Linked DNA regions of Homo sapiens: region 1 is linked to region 2. A link is a contact called in ENCODE Hi-C or POLR2A ChIA-PET data. All regions are on one chromosome and are shown on one strand. The core of a region is the stretch at or near the end of the contact, and the rest is flanking DNA. Distances in the headings are between cores, read along the strand shown.

Region 1 (3,683 bases), core at 211-2,710, 1.4 Mb before region 2:
GCGTGAGCCACCGCGCCCGGCGGCGAAACACGATATTGTACTAACATCTTAATTTTGTTATAAAATCTCACAAACCCCCTGACATAGTCTCAGAGATCTGTAGGGCCGAGGTTACATTTGGAGAACCCGTACTCTAGGGCCAAATCCATTCTTCTTGCCCTGGCTCACTTGTCCCCCCCACCGCCCCGCGCTGGAGCCACTGCCTAGTTCTTCAGCCCTAGATGGTGCTCGCCAGACCTCCTCTCAATGCTCATCACACACAGGGCTATTCCTTTCCTCCAATGAACCAAACGCCTCCCGCCCACCTCCAGGTCCCAGTCCTCTGTTCCCTTTGCCTGGTCCACCCTTGCCCTCCCTGGGTCGCAGACGAGGTCGGCCTCGTCATTCCCCGCAGACCGCCGCGCGTCCCTCTTGTGCGGTTCACCACAGTTGTATTTAAGTGATCGTGTGAGTCGTCGTTAAATGCCTGTCTCCCCGCGGATCATGGGCTCCTCGAGGACAGGGACTGGCCTGTCTGTCCACTGCTGTAACCCCGCGCCGGCATAGGGACCTAAGGCCCACTGGAGGGCGCTCATCAAGTAGCTGCTGGATGTTGACGAAGGAAGCGGCGGCGCAGCTCAGGGATCTCCGAGTCAGGACGGTCGGCCAGACCCACGGGGTAACGGGTCTAATCGTGTAGGAATAAAGCTGTATTCCAGTGCTTCCAAACGGTTCTCTCATTCCAACCCCTTTCCAAGCTCAATGAATATTCCAATCACCTCTGGTCCCTTCCAGTGACCCTGAACCGCTCAGAGAACGCCCCGTCGACACCGTTCGGGGCGGGCGCCACTACTGGCGCATGAGATGCGCTCAAGCAGAGGGTACTCCACCAGCGAGGATACACCGAGCCGACGGGGATCTCGGTCTCGGCGCCGGAAGCCTCTGAGAGCCGAATCTGGAACCGGATGTGGCTGCTTCCTGCCCCGCCCCCTGCCGAGGGGGCGGGAATCGAGGGCCCTTCGGAAAACCCGGCCGGGATTTCGGTCAGCTACATTCGTGGGTTGTGGTAGGGAGGGTAATCCCGTGGGGATGGAGTGACCGGCTCTCTCTCCGCCTGAAACGCTTCCCGCGGGAGTTTTAGCCGTGTTATTGTTGGGGAAGGGAATGTCAAATTCTGCTCCTGCCTTCCCCCAGGGGCTGGAGACTGGAATCTTTATTCCAGTTCATTGCGGGTCGACGTGGTCTCCAGAATCCCCGAGTGTAGAGGCGGAGGACAGTGGAGCTGGGGACTCGGGCGCCTGGGTCCTGGTCCCTGAGCGTCCAGCGCTCCCCTAGTCCGCGGCCCTGGCTCCTGTCCTCACTTCCTTCCCCTTTTGGCTCCTGCTCTCGGAGCGGGCGGACGCGGGGGGGAGCGGAAAGGGCGGGAGGGCCCAGGAGCCCGGCGGGGGGGTTCAAGGGGGTACGGAAAAGCCGGGGAGGGGACTCGGTCCGGGGCCGGAGACCGACGGCAACAGCGGCTCAGGACCCACGCTGCCCCCACCCCTCCCGAGCAGGTCAGAGCCTGAGCACCCTGCGCGTCCCCGTACTCGTGACCTCCTCCTTCCCCAACAGCACCAAGGGCCCCCCTATTCCACCCTTCTGTTGCCCCCTCCCCCAACCTTCCTGCAGAACTCCCTTCCGGTCTTCTTGACACCCACCCACGTCCCTTCCCTGCCCGGTTCCCCCGCGCCTGCCTGACTCTCCACCCCCACCCCACCCCGTCTCTCCCCAGGCGCCCCCATGGCCCGACCCCGCTGATTCCTTCACTCGGCCATGCTCCCGCGGCCCCTGCGGCTGCTTTTGGACACGAGCCCCCCCGGGGGAGTCGTACTGAGCAGCTTCCGAAGCCGGGACCCCGAAGAGGGTGGGGGCCCAGGTGGCCTGGTCGTGGGCGGGGGGCAGGAGGAAGAGGAGGAGGAAGAAGAAGAGGTGAGACGCGGGTGGTGGGAGGTAGGGGGCGTATGTATTTCTGAAGTCTCCACTTTTCTCTTGTCTCTGGGTCCCTACATCTCCTCCTCCTTGCCTCAGTTATTCTCGCGCCTCCCTGGGTGTCGGCCCGTTTCTCTGCTGCGGGGAGTCCTGGCGTCTCCGTGGTTCTCTGTCAGTGTGACTCAGGACCTGCCCGCAGGAACCTGCCCTGTTCCTGCCTGGAACTTCTGGCTGGCTGTCCTGTCCCTGCGGGTCTTTGGCCCTCCACCTCTGCCTGCCTGAGTGTGCCTACCTCTCTGAGCAGTCGTGTCTTGGTCCCTGTCTCCCTCCTTGTTTTTGTTTGGCGGGGAGGGGTTTGTTTCCACAGTAACCAGCTCCTCTGACTCTGGGATTGGGGAGGGAACCCTCAGATTTCGTGACCCCTCCTTCCCTCTCTCCCCCTTCCCCCCGCCCCCCCGCCCCGCCCCGGTCCTGGGTAGAGGCCGGGAAGCCACGGTTCTGGGACCTGGAGGAAAGATCCTAGGGTGGGTAGAGAGTGGTCATCTGTTTTCATTAGGGATTAATGGTGGTGGCCAGGAGCAGGATTTCGGGCCTCAGGAGGGGCCAGAATTTGGATTTGGGGCCCCGAGGCCCTAAACTCCTAGGTCCAGATCCTAGGTGAGGGCAGGTTGACTGGCAGGGCTGGTTTTTCGGGATCGGTCGGGGGAGGGGCTGGGGCCACGTGACTCTCTGAGTCTACCGCCCCCAACCCCCTATCATCCCACTTCCCCTTTTCCTTCCTGTACTGGGATTGGAGCTGCTACCTTCGGGGGTCCCTTAGGGCTGAGATAGTGGAGGCGCTACCCGAGGGACCAGGGTGAAAGGGGTCCTGAAAAAGACTAATTCTCTGGGCTGGTATAGTCCTTGGCCGGGAGGGGCGGGGCATGCGGCAGTGCCTGGACTGAGGTTTCAGCTACCCCTAGTCGCTGCCTCTGGCTTGCTGCCTCTCGCTTCCCTCTCCTGCCCTTTGTACCCTGCTTCTCTGTCGTGTGTGGGTTCAGCTCTGGGGAGAAGGGGCTTTGGGGGTCTCCAGGATCAGAATTCCTGTACTCCATCCACGCCTCCACTGCAGCCCCTTCGACTCCACCGGGGCCCTGAGGCGGCTGGGGTGGGGCTGTCTGGGCCCCAGTGGGGGAGACCTGGGGTCACCAGCTCCCCCAACCCTTCCTCGCACTCGCTGGTACTATGCCCTGCCACCACAGGTGAGGGGTACAGAGGGAGGAGCAGGGCCTGGGGTGAAGGCTGAGGGCAATGGGGGGTGGTGTGGAACTGTCTGACTTCCCCTTCCTTGCTCCTCCAGGCCCCTGTGTCCGTCTGGGATGAGGAGGAGGATGGTGCCGTGTTTACCGTCACAAGCCGCCAATATCGACCTCTTGATCCCTTGGTGAGATCATGACTTTAGCTTCTCACCTCTGACTCTTCATTCCCAGTTTTCCTTCCTCTGGCTGACTTTCTGGCCAGAGTGCTAGGTTGGAGTTCTGGAGTCCTGGACTCTGCTGTGTGACATAGGCCAAGACTCTTGCCCTCTCTGAATATCAGAAAAATGAGTCTGGAACATCTCCTGGGTCTGGGATTGTCCTCAGAAATCTAGGTGCAGAGTGGGAGAAAGGGTTAGCGATCATCTCTCTGTGTTCTCCAGGTCCCTATGCCTCCCCCACGTTCCTCCCGACGGCTCCGAGCTGGCACTCTGGAGGCCC
Region 2 (3,384 bases), core at 392-2,891:
GGTAGGCTCTCCAAAGAAGGAGCATTCTGATGGAGAGGTCTCTGCTATCTTCCCTAAGAAATCTCGGGTAGAAGTTAGCCATTAGAGGCCAGGCATGGTGGCTCACGCCTGTCATGCCAGCACTTTGGGGGACCGAGGTGGGCAGATCACCCTGAGGTCAGGAGTTCGAGACCAGCCTGGCCCACATGGTGAAACCCCTCTCTACTAAAAATACAAAAAATTAGCTGGGCGCGGTGGCGGGCGCCTGTAATCCCAGCCACTTGGGAGGCTGAAGCAGGAGAATCGCTTGAACTCAGGAGGCGGAGGTTGCAGCGAGCCGAGATTGCGCTACTGCACTTCAGCTTGGGCGACAGCAAGACTCCGTCTCAAAACAAAGAAAAAAGATTAAAAAAAAAAAAGAGCCATTAGAGAGACTTCCCAGCAGGTGGCTGTAGCGGCAGGGGATTTTCTTACTCTACAGCATGCATCCATTCAGGGTTTGCCAGTCTCCTCCTAAGCGACTGACATGCATTTTTTCCGCTAATTCTTATCATCGCTCTATGCAACATAATATTCCCGACCCCACTTCACAGGAGGAAACTGAGATTACATAACCTGCCCGGGGGTAAGGGTGGTGGTGCAGCTTGGATTCCAAATCCCGCAGGCAGCTTGCCTCCCAGTCCCCGATTTCCTGGCCCCAGGGTCCGCTCTAACCGGTCTCTGTTGCGGCTCAGTGGAAGACCTGGAGCGGAACAACGGCTCCCTGGACCGGCCCTACTACATGTCCAAGAGCCTTCTAAAGATTCTGGGCAAGAAGAACGAGGCGCCCCCGGACAACAAGAAGAGGAAGAAGTGACAGCTCCGGCCCTGATCCAGGACTGCACCCCACCCCCACCGTCCAGCCATCCAACCTCACTTCGCCTTACAGGTCTCCATTTTGTGGTAAAAAAAGGTTTTAGGCCAGGCGCCGTGGCTCACGCCTGTAATCCAACACTTTGAGAGGCTGAGGCGGGCGGATCACCTGAGTCAGGAGTTCGAGACCAGCCTGGCCAACATGGTGAAACCTCCGTCTCTATTAAAAATACAAAAATTAGCCGAGAGTGGTGGCATGCACCTGTCATCCCAGCTACTCGGGAGGCTGAGGCAGGAGAATCGCTTGAACCCGGGAGGCAGAGGTTGCAGTGAGCCGAGATCGCGCCACTGCACTCCAACCTGGGTGACAGACTCTGTCTCCAAAACAAAACAAACAAACAAAAAGATTTTATTAAAGATATTTTGTTAACTCAGTAAATCTGTGACTCATTCTCTCCACGACGACAGGCGGCCTTTTTTTTTCCGCGCCCGGCTCTTTAAAATCGGCCCCGCCCCTGTGACGTGTCCTGGTGCCGCGGCCAATCAAAAAGCCCAATAAGGATGGTGCCAGTCCCTTCTTCACCCCAGCCAGTCCGCTTCCCGTTCGGGTCACGCGCTCCGGGCCTCCAAGAGGGCCTCCAAGAGGGCCAATCGGAAGGGCAAGCTTCGAGATGCTGCGTGATCACGTGGGAGGAGATGAGCTACTTGAAGACCAATTAGAGTCCGGGAAGCGCGGCGGGGCCTCCAGACCGGGGCGGGCTTAAGGGTGACATCTGCGCTTTAAAGGGTCCGGGTCAGCTGACTCCCGACTCTGTGGAGTCTAGCTGCCAGGGTCGCGGCAGCTGCGGGGAGAGATGACTGGGGAGCGACCCAGCACGGCGCTCCCGGACAGACGCTGGGGGCCGCGGATTCTGGGCTTCTGGGGAGGCTGTAGGGTTTGGGTGTTTGCCGCGATCTTCCTGCTGCTGTCTCTGGCAGCCTCCTGGTCCAAGGCTGAGAACGACTTCGGTCTGGTGAGTCACCCTTTGCATAGCCCCATCCCCGACCCGCGCAGGTGATCGACACCTAGTGTCCCCCGGAACGCGGGCGGCTGAGCCGACTTTCCGCGACAGGACCCTTTTCTTTCTCCCAGACCCCGTTTCCTCCTACCGCTCCCAGCCCCTCTCCCTCTCCGGGTCCCCGTCCTTCTCCTCATTCGAGCCCCTTCCTCTTTTGGGGTCCCCTTCCCTCCCTGAAGGCGCCTTCTCCTTTCGTAGACCCTCCCCTGCTCCGAGCCTCCAGCTTCGCTCCAAACTCCCCTTCGTGTTCCTCTTTCTTGTTCTGGGACCCCATCCCCTACTCGGGATCCCCATTAGATCCTCCCTCTCCCATCGGAACGTGGGTTCCTAAAACCCCCAAGACAAGTTTGTCTTTGTTGACCCTTCCTCCTCCCATGACAGGTGCAGCCGCTGGTGACCATGGAGCAACTGCTGTGGGTGAGCGGGAGACAGATCGGCTCAGTGGACACCTTCCGCATCCCGCTCATCACAGCCACTCCGCGGGGCACTCTTCTCGCCTTTGCTGAGGCGAGGAAAATGTCCTCATCCGATGAGGGGGCCAAGTTCATCGCCCTGCGGAGGTCCATGGACCAGGGTATAAAGATGTCTGGGTGAAAGAGCCGGTGCTAGGTTGGATGGGTGGGCAGCCCAATGAGCCCAAGGGCCCTGAGGATAGGGGAACTTAGAGGGTTGGTTGCCTGAGTCCCTGAGGGGTAGAGGGAACCCGAGAAGGGCAAGTGTCTAGGACAGTGATCTGGAAATTGGGATCACCAAGGAGTTGGACATTCACTTAGCAAACATTTATTGGGTACTATATACCTATACCAGGCACTATTTTAGGTTTCATGAATATAGCCACGAACAAAACAGATCAAAAATCTCTGCCCTCAGGATTTAAATTGTACTGGAAGGAGACAGACAAGCATAATAAACAAGTAAACTTTTTTGTCTGTTGCAAGGTGATAAATGCAATGGAGAAAAATAAAACAGGACAAGAGGTATAGATAGTGCAAGTGTTGGATTGCACCCTGGGACCATCGGAAGGCCTGAGGTCCCTAGCAGAAGGTGGGAAATTAACGGGAAGTGGTAGAAAGGGTACCTGCAGAGTGCTCACTCTGGGTTTCTTCCTCCAATTTTTTTCAGGCAGCACATGGTCTCCTACAGCGTTCATTGTCAATGATGGGGATGTCCCCGATGGGCTGAACCTTGGGGCAGTAGTGAGCGATGTTGAGACAGGAGTAGTATTTCTTTTCTACTCCCTTTGTGCTCACAAGGCCGGCTGCCAGGTGGCCTCTACCATGTTGGTATGGAGCAAGGATGATGGTGTTTCCTGGAGCACACCCCGGAATCTCTCCCTGGATATTGGCACTGAAGTGTTTGCCCCTGGACCGGGCTCTGGTATTCAGGTCTCTGTCCTAGGAGATAGGTGGAGGGGGCTGCCTTGTGGAGAGTCTGAGGGATACCCCCAAATGGACTCCTTTCCAAGGGGAAGATTCTCTGAAGTCAGATTTTCTGG

What was found. A loop is a pair of places that touch in the nucleus more often than their neighbours do. ChIA-PET counts read pairs that join two places held with the same protein, here RNA polymerase II (POLR2A). Pooled maps may share reads with other maps.
Region 1: a loop to region 2 is called in a map of CD4-positive, alpha-beta T cell, with 4 times the contacts of the local background. The contact joins the promoter of RGL2 here to the promoter of NEU1 in region 2. A Hi-C loop is called at or near these places in 1 of 168 maps with a recorded cell type or tissue (CD4-positive, alpha-beta T cell), 3 of 37 single-sample maps with no recorded cell type and 11 of 50 pooled maps. POLR2A ChIA-PET finds 5 or more read pairs at or near these places in 1 of 52 experiments (B cell).

The regions. Positions count from the first base shown.
Region 1 is chr6:33,296,719-33,300,401 of GRCh38, reverse strand. RGL2 (ral guanine nucleotide dissociation stimulator like 2) reads left to right here and starts at 1,460. Exons shown (of 18, transcript NM_004761.5): 1 at 1,460-1,532; 2 at 1,751-1,947; 3 at 3,287-3,370; 4 at 3,626-3,683. The coding sequence starts at 1,792. TAPBP (TAP binding protein) reads left to right here. Exons shown (of 8, transcript NM_003190.5): 8 at 1-708. RefSeq lists enhancers at 1-292, 1,995-2,495, 2,582-3,109 and a silencer at 1,049-1,227.
Region 2 is chr6:31,861,078-31,864,461 of GRCh38, reverse strand. It overlaps NEU1 (neuraminidase 1), which reads left to right and starts at 1,641. Exons shown (of 6, transcript NM_000434.4): 1 at 1,641-1,844; 2 at 2,271-2,463; 3 at 3,012-3,274. The coding sequence starts at 1,686. SLC44A4 (solute carrier family 44 member 4) reads left to right here. Exons shown (of 21, transcript NM_025257.3): 21 at 714-1,270. The coding sequence ends at 835. RefSeq lists enhancers at 1-210, 211-834, 835-1,460.